Linked DNA regions of Homo sapiens: regions 2, 3, 4 and 5 are each linked to region 1. A link is a contact called in ENCODE Hi-C or POLR2A ChIA-PET data. All regions are on one chromosome and are shown on one strand. The core of a region is the stretch at or near the end of the contact, and the rest is flanking DNA. Distances in the headings are between cores, read along the strand shown. Region 1 overlaps MEF2C (myocyte enhancer factor 2C). Region 2 overlaps MEF2C-AS1 (MEF2C antisense RNA 1). Region 3 overlaps MEF2C-AS1 (MEF2C antisense RNA 1). Region 4 overlaps MEF2C-AS1 (MEF2C antisense RNA 1). Region 5 overlaps MEF2C-AS1 (MEF2C antisense RNA 1).

Evidence for each region. A loop is a pair of places that touch in the nucleus more often than their neighbours do. ChIA-PET counts read pairs that join two places held with the same protein, here RNA polymerase II (POLR2A). Pooled maps may share reads with other maps.
Region 2: a loop to region 1 is called in a map of ascending aorta, with 3 times the contacts of the local background. The contact joins two enhancer-like sites. A Hi-C loop is called at or near these places in 5 of 168 maps with a recorded cell type or tissue (B cell, PC-3, ascending aorta and 2 more), 7 of 37 single-sample maps with no recorded cell type and 8 of 50 pooled maps. POLR2A ChIA-PET finds 5 or more read pairs at or near these places in 2 of 52 experiments (B cell and activated B cell).
Region 3: a loop to region 1 is called in a map of B cell, with 4 times the contacts of the local background. The contact joins two enhancer-like sites. A Hi-C loop is called at or near these places in 1 of 168 maps with a recorded cell type or tissue (B cell) and 5 of 50 pooled maps. POLR2A ChIA-PET finds 5 or more read pairs at or near these places in 1 of 52 experiments (activated B cell).
Region 4: a loop to region 1 is called in a map of GM12878, with 5 times the contacts of the local background. The contact joins two enhancer-like sites. A Hi-C loop is called at or near these places in 5 of 168 maps with a recorded cell type or tissue (B cell, GM12878, HCT116 and 1 more), 36 of 37 single-sample maps with no recorded cell type and 15 of 50 pooled maps. POLR2A ChIA-PET finds 5 or more read pairs at or near these places in 1 of 52 experiments (activated B cell).
Region 5: a map of B cell shows a loop between it and region 1 (7-fold over the local background). The contact joins two enhancer-like sites. A Hi-C loop is called at or near these places in 5 of 168 maps with a recorded cell type or tissue (B cell, GM12878, K562 and 2 more), 23 of 37 single-sample maps with no recorded cell type and 12 of 50 pooled maps. POLR2A ChIA-PET finds 5 or more read pairs at or near these places in 2 of 52 experiments (OCI-LY7 and activated B cell).

What each region holds. Positions count from the first base shown.
Region 1 is chr5:88,730,760-88,733,784 of GRCh38, forward strand. MEF2C (myocyte enhancer factor 2C) reads right to left here. Exons shown (of 11, transcript NM_002397.5): 7 at 970-1,142. Among named protein-coding and RNA genes, the nearest start is that of GSCAR, 35 kb to the left of the region's middle. RefSeq lists enhancers at 1,394-1,443, 1,564-1,843. Within about 2 kb of position 1,577, at least 19 of the 41 ENCODE cell types and tissues checked have a DNase peak (open chromatin) inside an H3K27ac peak, as active enhancers do; they include B cell, GM12878, ascending aorta and 1 more, where a contact is called at or near this core.
Region 2 is chr5:89,456,631-89,459,655 of GRCh38, forward strand. All of the region lies in intron 8 of MEF2C-AS1 (MEF2C antisense RNA 1), which reads left to right. Among named protein-coding and RNA genes, the nearest start is that of LINC02161, 120 kb to the right of the region's middle. Within about 2 kb of position 1,506, at least 8 of the 41 ENCODE cell types and tissues checked have a DNase peak (open chromatin) inside an H3K27ac peak, as active enhancers do; they include ascending aorta and gastrocnemius medialis, where a contact is called at or near this core.
Region 3 is chr5:89,395,733-89,398,757 of GRCh38, forward strand. All of the region lies in intron 8 of MEF2C-AS1 (MEF2C antisense RNA 1), which reads left to right. Among named protein-coding and RNA genes, the nearest start is that of LINC02161, 180 kb to the right of the region's middle. Within about 2 kb of position 1,504, at least 5 of the 41 ENCODE cell types and tissues checked have a DNase peak (open chromatin) inside an H3K27ac peak, as active enhancers do; they include B cell, where a contact is called at or near this core.
Region 4 is chr5:89,301,685-89,304,709 of GRCh38, forward strand. The region is part of intron 7 of MEF2C-AS1 (MEF2C antisense RNA 1); the gene reads left to right. Among named protein-coding and RNA genes, the nearest start is that of LINC02161, 280 kb to the right of the region's middle. Within about 2 kb of position 1,412, at least 3 of the 41 ENCODE cell types and tissues checked have a DNase peak (open chromatin) inside an H3K27ac peak, as active enhancers do; they include B cell and GM12878, where a contact is called at or near this core.
Region 5 is chr5:89,270,167-89,273,191 of GRCh38, forward strand. All of the region lies in intron 7 of MEF2C-AS1 (MEF2C antisense RNA 1), which reads left to right. Among named protein-coding and RNA genes, the nearest start is that of LINC02161, 310 kb to the right of the region's middle. RefSeq lists enhancers at 1,574-1,713, 1,744-1,793. Within about 2 kb of position 1,390, at least 2 of the 41 ENCODE cell types and tissues checked have a DNase peak (open chromatin) inside an H3K27ac peak, as active enhancers do; they include B cell and GM12878, where a contact is called at or near this core.

The sequences.
Region 1 (3,025 bases), core at 327-2,826:
TTGATATTCAAAATTAATCTGCACTGTGCCATAATAAACTAATCAGCTCACAGGACTGTTTTACCCTGAAGCTTGCCACAGAGCAGAGAAAGAAAAAAGAAATAAATGTGTTTGCAGAATGATCTAAATTTGTCTACCGAATCTTGGTTTTAAACGTTCTTGCTCTTAAGCAAAGCTAATTTGTAGAACACTGATGTAAGTCTCTTTGTTGTTGAATTTGGTCCCATAACATTATCTTCATCTTAGGCATGCAGACCCAGAAGAAAGAAAAATGACAGGGTCTGGGGATATAACCTCTATTTAAAATTTCTTATTTATTTATCTTCCTTAGAGGTGCTACAATTCTTTTTTGATGTAAAATATAACCTTTGTTCCTAAAATGCCTAGGATTTTAATTTGCTTTTGAGAGATAGCTATTTTCATGAAGTAAATGTATGGAAAGATGAATTGAGGCAGTGTGTAGGCATGCGATGTATTAGATATAATCATTGCAATACATCTAAGAAAGGATTTGCTAATTAACAGGAGAAAGTTCATTTAGAAATTGTGGAAAGTACTTTCTCATTGTCAGCGTGTTGAGGACATAAATATTGTAAAAATACTATGTTATAAAGTACCTCATTACCTATTATTACTCTGCTTATGGGACGTAGAGATTGACCGATGGTAGTGTCTGATTTTTTTCCAACTATAAATTGAAAGCCTTAAAAGAAAATGTTTTTCTTATCCTAGAACATCAGCCTAGTGAAGTTCACCAGATATATATATATATTTTTTTTACACGGAAAAGGGAAATGCAAACCAGTTACCAGAAATAATAGCTAAATACAAGCAAGGCTCTGTCAATGGCACTGTTATGTTAATTTTCTGGGAGAATGTTAAGTAATTCATCAAGTTAGACAAATATAAAAACAGCAAAACATATACAAAACATTATCAATATTTATTTAAAATGTAGTTTTGTATTACCACTGATGGCATCGTATTCTTGCTGCCTGGTGGAATAAGAACTCGGAGATCTGGTTTACGGTTATTCATTCCTAAATTCATTGGGGGAGGAGATTTTGCTTGCATATTCTTGTTCAAGTTACCAGGTGAGACCAGCAGACCTGGTGAGTTTCGGGGATTGCCATACCCGTTCCCTGTTAACAAAAAACAATAAAGCATTTAGGAAGAAATCTAGGTCAAATACGTTTCCGAAGAATACACAACATGAGAATAAAAACAAAAGCTTAATGGTAAGACGTACATTGCAAAACCATAGGATGACTGATTTGACCTCCATGGGACAAGTAACCCAATTAAGTATTCAATAGTCCTCTGAAGGAAGATTAAAAACTTTTTATGAGAAGAGAGCCAATATACATCAACTTGCTCAGAAGTCAGCATATACTTTTTTTCCTATCAAAAATATTCAGGAAGAAAGTCAGACAGTAGTTCAGGGTCTAAGAAAAGCACAGAACTGGTCTTGCACTTTAATTGACTAGCTTGGCGGAGGCCTGGCTGGCGTGACTCACTCTTTCAGTTCACTGGTTTGGGTTTTATTTTGTGTGTCTGTGTGTCCTTAAATGAAGAAAGGGCATACCAGCAAGACTGTAATTTCTAGGACAGGCAGGAGGAGGGGAAGCCGCTTACACATTTTGCTGTTCAGTTCCGCTTTTCTCTGAGTGAATTCTCTCTATGGTTTTTCTTCCATCTGCTTTGCCCTCCTTACTAAGTTCAGTGTACAACCCTTGCTTTCCTCCTCACACAGAACTTCAGAAAGCAAGACTCCTTCCCTGGAGCTGAAATGAAGTGATGATGCCTCCGCTAAAGTGCTGATTCACCAAGGCACAGGAATAGCCATTGAACTGGAAGACTGAAAGGGTTTTCTTAGGTCTCTGATGTTCAGTATCCTACTAACAGAAAAGTGGGTATCCCAAGGTCTGCGTTTTTCATATTTCAAAATATGACCAAGAGAGCTAGGGAGGAGTTGATTACAAATGCCAGCAGAGCTGGCATGACAGTGGACTCAGAAAGACATCTGCTGATTTCCTCCACTGCCTCTGAAGGGAGAATAAGAGAACTCAGCTACCTGATTCAACAATCCTTGCTAGAAACTAGACAGTTGTTTTCTGAAGCTTTCTAAAGGAGACAGTTAAACCTCATTGTTATTGCCATCATTACAAAACACAAGTATCTATTACCCCTGCATGAGTGAGATTGTGTGCTACCCAGTGAGGATGCAAAGACAAGGCCCCAGGCTTGAAAAGCTCTGAAATCTCTTTGTGGTAATCCAATACATACTCATGGAAAACATAAAGACCAATACAAGGCAGCGTAGGGTGAGGTGCCTGCAGAGTAATCCAGATTAAGTGTTATTGAGTTCCCGGGAGAGAAGAGGTGATCCAATAAAAGATTCACAGAAGAGGCAGGAATTGATGAGGGCCTTAAAGAAAGGCCATAGGAAGATATGTTAGGCTTGTGACTGGGCAGTAGGAAAGGGCTGAGGTAGGAGTTTAAAGAGCATGGTAAGGGGCACTGAGAGGAACCTGTTTAGAAGGGGACCCGTGAAAAGAGAGGGGTGTCAGAGGCTCTGGAGGGATGCAGGGGTTGGGCTGTGGAGATCTCAAATTCCAGGCTAAAAGTCCTTGGGTTTATATGGTGGAAATGAAAGTTTCAGAGTAGAGGTATGACACAGACCTCTAAGTGGTCAGAAAGATCTACTGGCATTGGTATACTCAGGAATTAGTAAGGCCTGCTAGTGTGGACCAGTCTGGAGACTACTTTGATGGCCTGAGATAGAGGCCATGAGGAACTGGGAAGGCAGAGCAAAGGTATATTTCAGGAGATATTTATGGGAACATCTTTAGAAGCAAAATATATTTGAGGCACACTGTATAAAGCAGATTTGTTCTTCATATCCCATTCATTTACCTGTCTCATTTTATGCATGAATAAACAGGCTGAATATATAACAAATAACTACAAGATTAAGTCTGTCAATTGGATTATGAATAAAATTATCCCAGTTCCTGGGGCAAAA
Region 2 (3,025 bases), core at 256-2,755, 730 kb after region 1:
TTTCATTTATCCTCAAATAACCTTCTGAGGAAGGTGAAATACCATTTCTACCCTCATTCTATAAGGTAAAAATAAAGCCCAGGGAGGTAAAATGAAACTTTCCCAATATTACAGTGAAATAGCAATTCCAATGCAAGCCTATGAAAGAGCTAGGACTATACTTTAAAGCATTCATATGCTCCATAAGATTTACCTCAGTAAAAACTATTTTCTCCTTATTTTTTACTTATATATAAAGCTACACCCACATAAAATACTTTTTATTAGCATTTACTTACTACTTCTCAATCTTAAAACGGAGGCAAATGTATATGAAATGTCTAGGACAAGGTTTAAATTTTAAACTTTTAAGAATATGTTCCTGAAATGTTCACCATTTAGCTAAACTCTAGTTACTTTTCTATCTTCACACAAACCCGCAACGAAGATCTAGTATCTTGATCAATCCAAGTGAAAGGAAAAACTTTTATTTTTCAATGTGTCTCTCTTATTTCCTAATTGCAATTAAAAAATTGTCTATCTAAGTTTAGTTGTGACTTTCAAACTTGGATTTTAAAATAGAAAAGGGAACTATAACACTCTTCCTAGTGTTAAGTCTGACAGTTTAGGTGTGTTGTCATTAGTGGAGTAAGTAAACAAACTCTGACTTTATCTAGCCCAGGTTGTTTTACACCTAACTGATTTTATTAATGAGATCTTGTTCAGCCCCTCCAGTGTGTTGGCTAGAACACTGAGCTGGATGGCCTGTGTTTTATTTAGATCAGCACATTTTGTGGCTATGGGATGGTTAACACACTTCCTTGGGGTTCTGGGTGGTGGAAGCAAGTAAAATTTTACTAGGTGGCCTTAGAGGGAACCCGTGGTTTTATACTACTTCCAGGAGAGGAAGAGCAACAGGGAGCGACTTGATCCTGCTGGAGACATTGTCCAAGGGTGCGTTAACAGGAAAGGATGTCCAGGACAGAGCTGGCCAATTCTGCTAGAGGCCAGCTGACATTCATGTGGTTTATCTAGATCATCCCTATGAATGTCACTGAGGAAACAGTGTTTAACTTCTTAAAATATCTCCTACAAAACTAAAAGGAAATTGCACCAAGTATGGCATCTGGGAGTGAGGTACACAGCTGCCAAAGACAGGAAATCTAAAGTAAAGCTGCCTCCCCCAACCATTAGATTCCTTTAAAAATAATTCAGATTCTATGATAATCTAAATGAATACAGTCAGAGAGATTCTGAATTTCATTGTTTTCTAAGCAGTCTAAGCTAATGTGTCTCAGATTTTCCATTGGTGGTTGGTGTGATGATGCAAATAGAAGGAACAGGTTGGTGATTTGTATTAAAAAAAGACGTAGAACAACTTCCAATTGGTTACAATTTACAGTTGGCCAAGGAGTAAACACAACTTCTAGACTTGCCAGCCTTCTCAAATTGGCCATTTTTATCTCTCTTCCTGCGCTAGTTGCTCAAAGCCATATCCAAAAGTACCCTGACACAAAACCACTGAAGGGTGTGGTCTCTGCTTGTCCTGGGCAATGAACAGGGAAGCTATTTATGTCTAGGGCATCTCTATTCAGTGACTCATGTTTCGACTGGAAAATTGGCCACAGCTTTCTAGCAGCTCTTTCCTGCCAGCTCTCCTGGCATGCTACCCAATGCTTCCACTGCCCCACCCTCTCTCTCCTTGCCCAGTCTGCTTTTATATTCCTGAAGCCCCCACTTAATAATAGTCATTGTTCCATGTTAACCTTGAGGATCTGGGAGAAAGGACAATGAAGGGCATAGCTGTATGCTGTAATGAGCATTTGGCGCTATAGCAGGTGGAAAAGGCTTTGGGGATCTGGGCAGATTAGGAGGAGAGGGGGCTCTAGCAGATGTTGAAGCAAGATGATGTATTGCTGCTCACTCTGGGATTCAGACAATACCAGTGCAAAAGTAGAATAGGGAAAAGGGGAAAAAATTGATCCCTTCTGAAACAAACTGCACTAGAAACCAGACACACTTGAAAGTGAGCATTTAAGAGACAAATTTGTTGCCAGGCCCTGGGTTTTCTCCTGCCTTTTCTTTCTCTCTCTCTCTGTCTCTCTCTTTCTCTCTCACTTTCTCTTTTCTGATAGCATATCAATTGCCAAATTGTCCTTTTAATTAGATTGTTAACTACATCCAGGGCTGGACATATTTCCTATCAGTTTAAGGTTCTTATTAATATGACTTTTTTGCACCAAAAAAAAAATAGCAGTGGATGGATCAAGAATTTCATTTTCATTTTAGCCTTATCTGAGAACCAGGAAGCCATGTTAAGCAAAGGCAAATGCCATTTAAATGATGATTAGTTCACCATTTGAAGAAATATATATTTAAAGCTGTCCTTTTGCACTGAGCTAGGCAATTAAATAACAAAAATGTTGACATTAACAAATGCTTCATTCACTTTATAAAGAATAATACAAATAAACCTTAATCTTAATAGGTTTGTGATATTTTCAGTTCTGATTTTTAATATTTATTGCAATATGTTTTGTAAAATTCTAAAAATAAAGATAGATGAATTACCTACTGTAAGATATGGTTTGCACAATTATTCATATATATGCATTCACACACATGTATATAATACATTCTGGGTGTGGAATGAAAGCCAAAATCCAAGTATTCATCAAATGTAGACAAAAAAAAATCACAATCCTTAAATGTTGATAACACTGAAAACAATTGTGGACAAACATATTTCAGAGAGTGGTATATATGAAGGTTTGGATTGTCAAAAATTAGTCCTAGGAATTTTAGCTTCCCTTTTCCTCAGCACTCAATACATTTACTCTACCACATCAATTTGAATAAAAACAGGAACAAAATCTATTGATATTTCACCCATAAGAAAGACATTAGAAGCTAGAGATTGTAACCTATAACTTTTATCTACTTGGCTACATTGTCTATGACTAGATTTACTTAGAGACCATCTTTATGATAGGAAAAAATGATAGAGCAAATAGAGAAATAATGATGAGAAGAATTTTCCTCTTTC
Region 3 (3,025 bases), core at 254-2,753, 660 kb after region 1:
GTGATCTACCACCTCACCAACTATGTACACACTGAGCTGTTACATATATGTATCTTCAAAACTATATATCTTTCTGCCTGCTGGAAATCTTCAACATGTCTAAAGTTGAATATCCAAAATCAACATTCCCCAAAGTGAATACCAGAGTTTTTCTGTCATACACACTCACTTTCTTATGTTCTCTATCTCAGAAAGGACACCTTCACCCAAACCAGAAATCTTGCTTTCATCCCAGTTACCTTCCTCTCTCTACTTAATTCCTTCTCCCATATCCTATTAGTCATCAAACTTTAATCCCCCTAAACATATTCTTTCTCCTTATAGACCATCAGTTCTCACTAGATTTTGACAGTGGTTTCCTGATTTATCTCATCTGCTCTTCCCACAGACCCTACCAATCCACCCTCCATATAGTGTGAAAATCATCTTTTAACAGGCAAATCTGATCATGTTAACTCTCAAAGGGCTATGGGGACCATCCCATTACTGATGTCACTGCAACATGTAGTGATTAGATAATTTAGTGACTTAGGGATGTGAAGCTTCTCCCCTTCCTATCTAGTACTGTAGATCATACCATATGTGAAGTTCTAACACAAAACAGGAGTGAAATTATCAGGATAGAAGGCATTCCTACAATGTGTGTTTTGGTTTAAGGATGAAAACTAGATGCTGCCTTTTCTATTTAGTGGAAGGAAACAGTTGAGGCTTTCTTGAGTCAGCAGTTGTGCAATATTATCCTGATAATTTTAGGCCCTGGTTTCTACAACTTTATATAAAGCTGTAGTTTGCAAATCATCACTTCACCAATAAACTGCCAATTTATGTAGCTTCACATTGCCTAGTAACTTCAACATAATTCCTGGAAGAAGGAGGACTGGGGCCTCTTTTACCTAACATGCTCTGTTTTCATTGAAGAGCTGAGCATGTAGAAGGTAAATGTGCTGAGGGACAGTCCTCCAAAACCCGGTTTTCTAACGTGAAGCTGTTATCAGCAACAGAACCAAGCAGAGGAAGCATGTTTACAAGATCACAGCAACATCCCAGTCCCCAGTCAGGCCTTTGTGGTTTCAAAAAGCTGCAAATTCTGTCAACAGCAAAGTCTGCATATCCTGTTCCTGTTTTACCATGGCCTTCTAGTTTATTTCCCAACTCCAGCATCCATCAATGTTTTATTCCAGTGACTATCAAAAGTGAAAGTCAAATGTTCTGTACTTTACTCTCTGACATGTGAATTTCAATCCAACTACTTCTAATTCCTTAGACACACTTCAGTCTTGACTGCTCCTTTGCTCTCACCCTTTCCCCTGATCTTGTGAATTCATTTTTCTATGCCATCAAACACTTTTCAATTAATATGCCTTTATAGGAACTTCGTTCTATGTCTTGATTTAATCATTTTCTTCACAACTCTTCACTAAACTTATAGGAAAAGAGGACTAGACAGTGCACCTTTTTTCTTCTTATTGACAATTCTATACTCTTCCCTCCATTTCTGAGTCTCTTATGTTCCTCATTTGCCTTATGGTTTCACTTGCCACCTATGCCCCAGAGACCCAATAGCCAGATATGTGTAATGTTATGAATCACCCTCTAGATTCCCATGAATGACATACTTCCTGATTTGGATCTGTAAATACATCTATGCCTATATATGCTCTATATTTCTAAAATAAATTAAGTTTATAATATAAACATGATTGTTTTTACAAAAATTGATGTGTGTAACCTTTATCTCCTTTGTTATTATTTTACCTCATCTCCAGGTATGAGCTTGTTGCTGACATTCACTTCCAACCTCTAATACCACAGTTTGCTCTGTACCTAACATTTACCTTCTCCTTGGAGTAAGAGTGAAATTTTAGCTAGTGGTCATTTGGGAGTGGGATAAGGCAAATGCGATGAATGGGACAGAGCCTAAGAATTAAATCTCAGAGATGGGGTGGAGATCAAAGACATAATGAGTGTCAGAATTAGTTCAAGCCTTAAGAAATTGTTGAAGGTTAATAATGGAGTTAACTTCAAGGAAGAACTGAAGCTCAGTGATGAGGTAAATATCTGAAATGTTGAACATATTACTCAATACAAGAACTATGAAAGTTTATTTATTTTTGCTTTTTATCTAACTATGAAATGCTTATACCCGAACATGGTTTCTTTAGTCCTTTCTACTTTAAGTACCTCACCATTACATTTCTGTAATGCCACTATTTCAATCTCCCTGGTCTTTTTTTTTTTTAAAAAAAGAAAAGTCTAATTTTTATACAAAGGAATTGCATATGCCTAATGCATGTTTGATGAGTTGGGACATATTTATGTACCTGTGATACTATCACTGCAATCAAGATAATAAACATATTCAACACTTCCAAGTTTCCTTATGCATCCCACTCCTTTTGTTGTAAGAACATTTAATATGAAATCCACCTTTGTAACAAATTTTTAAGTGTATCATATCCTGTTGTTAACTATAGGCACTACGTTGTACAGCAGACCTATAGAACATATTTGCCTTTCATAACTGAAATTTTATAACCATTGACCAACAATTCCCCATTTCTGTTCCTCCAAGTCCCTTAGAAACCACTATTCTGTTCTCCATGTGTTGGACTATTTTAGATATCTCATATAAGTAGAATAGTAGAGTATTTGTGTTTATGACACTGACTTATTTTAATTAGCTTAGTATCTTCCAGGTTTATCCATGTTGTTGCAAATGTTAAGATTTCCTTTTGTTTTTGTAAGGCCAAACAATATTCCATTGAATATATATTCCACATTTTACTTTATGCATTCATTTGTTTATAGACATGAGAGTTGTTTCCATATCTTGGTTTTATGAAAAATGCTGCACTAAACATGGAATTACAGTATCTCTTTGAGATCCTGATTTCATTTTTTTGGATATGTATGCAGAAGTGGGATTGTTGGATTATAAAGTCTCTCTATTTTTAGTTTTTTGAGGAATTTTCATGCTATTTTCCATAATGGTTTTACCACTTTACATTTTCACCAAGAATGCAAC
Region 4 (3,025 bases), core at 162-2,661, 570 kb after region 1:
TCAAAACAGGATTTTATATCTTTATTTTTCTTTGCAGTTGATGTGGCTCTGAGTTGCGTTCTGACTGAGCTCCTGAAAAACAGTACTGAGAAGCTGTCTATAAATAAGTAGTTTTGTTTACAGGAACTTACTGGGGAACTGGACTTGTACCACCTGCCATTTGGCCAATGTTGAGAAGTGAGAGGAAGGGGTTTCAGATAATTCAAATCAGCCAATCTACCTCAATGGAGGCTACCTTCTTTTTCTTATTGTTCTAAACTAGGTGTACATACCTTTTCCTAACTAATACACCTTAGATTAGAGCTATCAAGCAATGTTCTTTTACTTTCTCCTATTATACCTGGCCCTCTCTTCTTACAAGCTTTCTAAGAATGTATTTCCTTTGCCTATTGTGTCAACTAAAAGAGAATTGGGTAGGATGAAAAGAACTACATGAAAATAAACTGCCTAGATTTATGAAAATAAATATATGCAAAGTTTTACACTTACCCAAAATTCTTAATTTAAGCCAGCTAAGAAACTTCAATTCTGTGGGCTAGTGGCAAACTGGAGTCCATATGGAGTTTCTCAATTGGTCTTTCGAGTAGGTGGAATATAAATATCATGACAGCATTTCTGTCATGTCCCTTCCGTGGTCAGAGATGCTGTCTTTTCTATCTTGTTGGCCCAATGAATGGCGTGTCATGACAGAAATCATTAGTGAATTTTGTTTAATGAGGTAGCCACTCAGCTGATAAGTAACTAAAGCCAGACACTTGTTTCCTGAGATGGGTTTTGTATAAACCTAAAATGCCATTAGAAGAGGGAGGCAATTCTATTACTAATTTAAGGCTCACTTAAAGCTTGCTATTAAGGCAAATAAGAAATGAGTAGGCAAAGTTTTCTGTACATTCTGTAAAACATAAAGTAATATGAGGTAATTGGAAGATAGTCTGAAAAAAAAGCCTATCATTCTCTCCAAAATTTTACCCATTTCACCCACACTTACCAGTGTCATAGCCCACGCTGACTCCGATGGCTGAGAACATCTGTAAGATGAAGAACTAGTACTGTATTCTGAGTCACATATCCTATTTTTATTTTAAAGCCTATTTAGAGCTTGGCTACTATTAGGCTTGTCCTAATTTTCCTCAGTTACTGTGATTTTGATTACTTGCAAAATATACACTAATAGAGACTGTTTTTAGTGGATGCCTAGGATTAGAGAAATAAAGATAAGTTAGCTTGTAAGTCAAAAATTTAAATAGACTTAAAAATATAGGAAAAGACAATTGTATTTTGTTTCTTAAATGCCAAATATAATTATTAAGAAATTTTCAGAAGATGTCATCTATTAATACAAACAACAGAAGAATTGAACTGAAGATCTAGCCACTGCTCTGCTCATCACTCTGTTTTCATTAGCAATTATAAGGAAGTAGATCCAGAACTAGAGATGCATGATAACAAGACATTGGTGCAGTAACCAGTACTTTCAGACATCACCACAAAAACAAAAACTCAGTATTTCACAACCCTGTTGCATTGGCAATGTCACAATGCTACCTCGGGCAAGGATGTTGTCTCTTTTTGGGGTAAAATAGAGTTCCTTTTTCCCTCCCACAACCTTCTCCTGTAAATCACTTTTCTTAAAGGACAAACCTAAAGTTTCTTGGTTTCAAAATCACACTCATCATGGTGAGGGAAATCCGGCTCATGCCAATTAGAAAGTCAGCTTAATGTGTTTGCTTAGCTACGGAGAGTGATTAAGGGCACCGTTCCCTGGCAAACTACTTGTGGGTTCAAATATAAAAAGCCTTAAAAACACAATCCTAAGTGGTTTACTAATAACACAATTTACATCACTCTTGTATATTTTCAAAAAAAGAACATTACACCATAGTTTAAAATTTTAGAAAATGTATTAAGCCCACGGTGCTGTCATTGTATTCACTGAGGATGGCAAATTTCATCACACAGCCTCTCCTTGTCAATATATGCTTCTTGCCCTAATCATTATAAAACTCTTTTGGGGCCCCCCTTTCTCACCTAACAAATGCTAAGTGAAATGGAGAATTAATACATTTAGAAATTTAATTGAGGTTAAAAGACATCCTAAAACATACTCCAGACTTTCACCTTGAATATTTAGTGGGTTTTGTTTTTACACTTGAATTAAATAGGTAATAGTTTAAGTGCAGCTCCAATGAAGTGAAAGGCCAAAAAAAGTGGTCATTTTTCATTTCTGGCTACGAATATAATTCTATAGGAAATTTCTACTAGCCATGATGCTTATAAAATTAAAATACAATGGAATATACACAAATGGCCAGCATCTGGGATTGTAATCTGCACCTTCGTGGGGTGGTGAAGGCTGCAAAGATCATGAGAGGAGGAGAAGAATTTAGGGCTTCCTATCATCAATTCAGGCAGTAAGTCCTGAGCAGTAACTCTGGAAAGTCACTGCCATAGAATCACCGTGGTAATAATGTGTCTTGTTTTGGGCAAACTTGTCAACTTATGAAGAGAAAAGAGAAGTCTATAAAGGGCTGGCAATTTAACTTTAATATTCAACAAATGGCAAGCTGCAAATATGAAGAGAATCTTCCTTGTTTTCTTGTTTTTCCAATTGTGTTTATATATTGATGATAATATCAACATAACATTCATTTTATAATGTAAAGCATTATGTCATAAATATTACATATATGGTACTAGCGATATATTTTCAAAAGTTTCCCTTTAAAAAGAACTATGATTCTTATAATATGTTAAAAAATAAAGAACAGGCTACAGATATATCCAGGACACATTGCAGTATCAAAGATTTCAATCTAATGAAAATTTTTTGTTTATCTTGCTTCATTACATTCTCTAAGAATTTAATTTCCAAAGAAAGGAACAACTATTAAGATTTTTAGACTTTTAATGAAATTATTGTTGATTTACCTGCGTTGGGATAAACCATACGACAGAAGAATAGAGAAACAGATAATTATGGGGAGGTTCCTTTATGTTTGAAAAAAATTCATTCCTTAACAGATAG
Region 5 (3,025 bases), core at 140-2,639, 540 kb after region 1:
CCACTCTTTGAGAAAACAGAGTGTTCATCAAATAGAAAAACATCTTGATGATTGCCAGATAGAAAAACAAATATTTAGGGATTGAATTTGAGATTTTTCTTTATATTTCACTCAACATCTTGAGACCTTCTTTGTCCATATCAAAAGTAAGTTTCTAAGTCCAATTATTAAGTAGATCTAAAAATCTCTCTTCTGTTGAGATGTATACAGTTAGTAAAGATTCCCAGGAAGTTTGTACTGAGACTTTGGCGCGCACGCCAGCATGCGCGCGCGCGCACACACACACACACACACACACACACACACACACGAGGGTATAAGGGTGCAGGAGTAAATGGTGAGCCCTTCTAGGAGATTAGTGTGTGGCTGGGACCCTTTTTAACATCTTTTACTTTGGGCCCATTCTTTCAACTCATTTTTACCACCATGTATCAAGTTTGTGCCTGAGTCACTCCAAGCTTGCCCATCTGTGGGGGCAGCAGATTGTTCCAGGTGAGTTGAAGATACAAGGAATAAGTGTATGCATAAATAATGTGCAAAGGAAGCTGCTAAAACCCTGTTTCTAGAATTTTCTACTTCTATTTTTGTGTCTTTTTTGCCCCTACACACAATTAGTAGTGGTGTTTCGAACTCATCCAAAATTTGATTTTGCATGTTTTCTTGTTTACTTTTTAGTCCTTTACTGAAAGGTTTCTAAGTAGCTAGGTGTTTTTTCTAGTCTGCCATATTCCAGAGTTTTCACACCAGTAAGTCTGCTTACAGACCTTTTTGCTGTGCTGTTGTTGTTGTTTTCTTTTCCCCAACAAATTTATGACATTAGGTCACACTTTATTCGAGAAGCTTTATTTTCCATCTGCTCTCCGTTTTTGCTCTATTATTAGGCTATGCTTCTGGTATTCTGATCCCCCTTCATTTTCAGAACTCTTGTTGACGTCAGTGGGGAACCTAGGCAGAGGAGAGTGTAATGCTGAGCTTGGCTTCACAGTCCATTTTGGGAAAAGCGTCTGACCTCCTTGAGATGGAACTTCCGTTGGGTGGACCCCTGCTCATTTTCTACAGACAGTGGAGCCTATGCATAGTATTTAATGCAACCACCAGTACAGGATGATATACTTGCTCTACCACCCAAATATATTGACTTTCTGTTAAAAGGCTTTTAACATAAATTTTAAGAGATTAACAAAATACATCATAGGCTATTGCTGAGAATGCAGGGTTTTTAACTACGTTTCTCCTACATTGATTTTAGTTCATATATTTTAACCACCGCCTTATTTTACTGTACCTTTTAATTTGTTATTCATTTGTTTGAAACCAGAACTCTGCCAAGGCACTCTGGACCCACAGGAACTGAAATAGTTTGCCTTCATTATCTGGTAGACCTGCTCGAGTCTGTAGCCCCTGACAGAAACCACAAGACTGTACAAACTGGCAACTGTGGGTTTGTCTGTTCTCTATTGATTCTATTTCTGGAAAAAAACATGAACCAATGGGTGAGCCATGTGACTGTACAACTGACCCAAAGCTACCATCAGAAGTGGGATGGAGACCTTTATAGACAGGTCATGATGGGATCTCAACACTTTCCTGTCTGCTTCTTAAGAATGGCTTTCAGTAGCTTTGACTTGAAACTTAACTCCTTGTGTTCTGAAGTATGAAACTGGAGGAGAATCTTCATATTCTATAGCTTGTTATTTAATTTGGGAGACCATAAGTCAAAATGTTCCAAACATCTAATAAAATGTATAATAAAGACCAGATATAAGTTAACTTACAAAATAGCTTACTTCTTTCCTCCATGTGAATTGCAAAGCAACTCCATCAGAAGACTTGAACACACACACACACACACACACACACACACACACACACGTACTTTTCAGACTATGAAACTGCAACTGCTGTAGTGTTTCCTTTTCTTGAGCTTTGGTATTTGCGCTCAGTACTGATCCTTAAGTAAATAGAATGTAGGACTTCTATGTAATCAGGCCAAATGTAAGAGTTCTGGTCTTGGCTCCAATATGCTATGTGTCTTTGGTCTTCTCTCTTCTTCTCCATTAAATGTCAAATGACTAAACGATCCCCAATGTCTGTTCTAATTCTAAGAATCAAAGTGATTAAGAGTCTTTGATAGCACCAGAGAGATCTAGGTAGTAGAGAACACAGGTATGAGAGAACACATCCTATTAAACACACACGTGCATGGGTGCATGCACACACACACACACACACACACACACACACACACTCAACAGAAAAACCAAAATAGCTCCCCTCTCTTCCTCCCCCAATAATGACAATGCAGCCATCTGTTGGACGTTCCATTTTACTTAGCAGCTGTTCTCAGATACAGAAATCTGCATTCCTCCGGCTTGTGCTGGTATGCAGGCAGCATGTGTGGGTACTAGCATTTGACTCTCCCACCCAAAGGAATGGCTTTCATTGAATAAAAGTGATTGCAGAGGTTTCTTATTTCCCCATCACACAAATGCCTTTTTTTTTTCTGATAATAGGCATTTGAAGCCATCTCTGCTACTCTGTGTATTAAAATATACCCTGTTAGAGATATTCATATCAAGCAATCATCTAAAATTGAAGAGGACAACCAGGAAAGGCTTCAGTGAAACTCTTGCCTTGCCAGAAACTTCTACTTTGAAGGAAAGTGGGAGAGGTTGGAATATAAAGTTCCATTCTACTTTTATTTTGTCCACACCCCCAGCATTGCACTTAAGCACTGAGGAATAAGTATTGTTCAAAAAGAAACTAGGAGGCTTTCAAATGTAGCATTAATCTTAACACCAAACTAAATGAAAATATATAAGAGAAATATCCAAAGGGGATATGGAAGTAAAATCTTTTAAATATTCCATGTTCCTGCTGCTCCCAGACCGAACCTCTTCTACAGGCTGAAATTTTGTCTTCTGTGTGGTATATTATATAAAGTGGTATATCATTTAAAAAAAGAAGCAATTGAGTTGGGGGTTGGGAGGAGCTGCAGTTATAAACAACAACAAGAAAGTGTCCT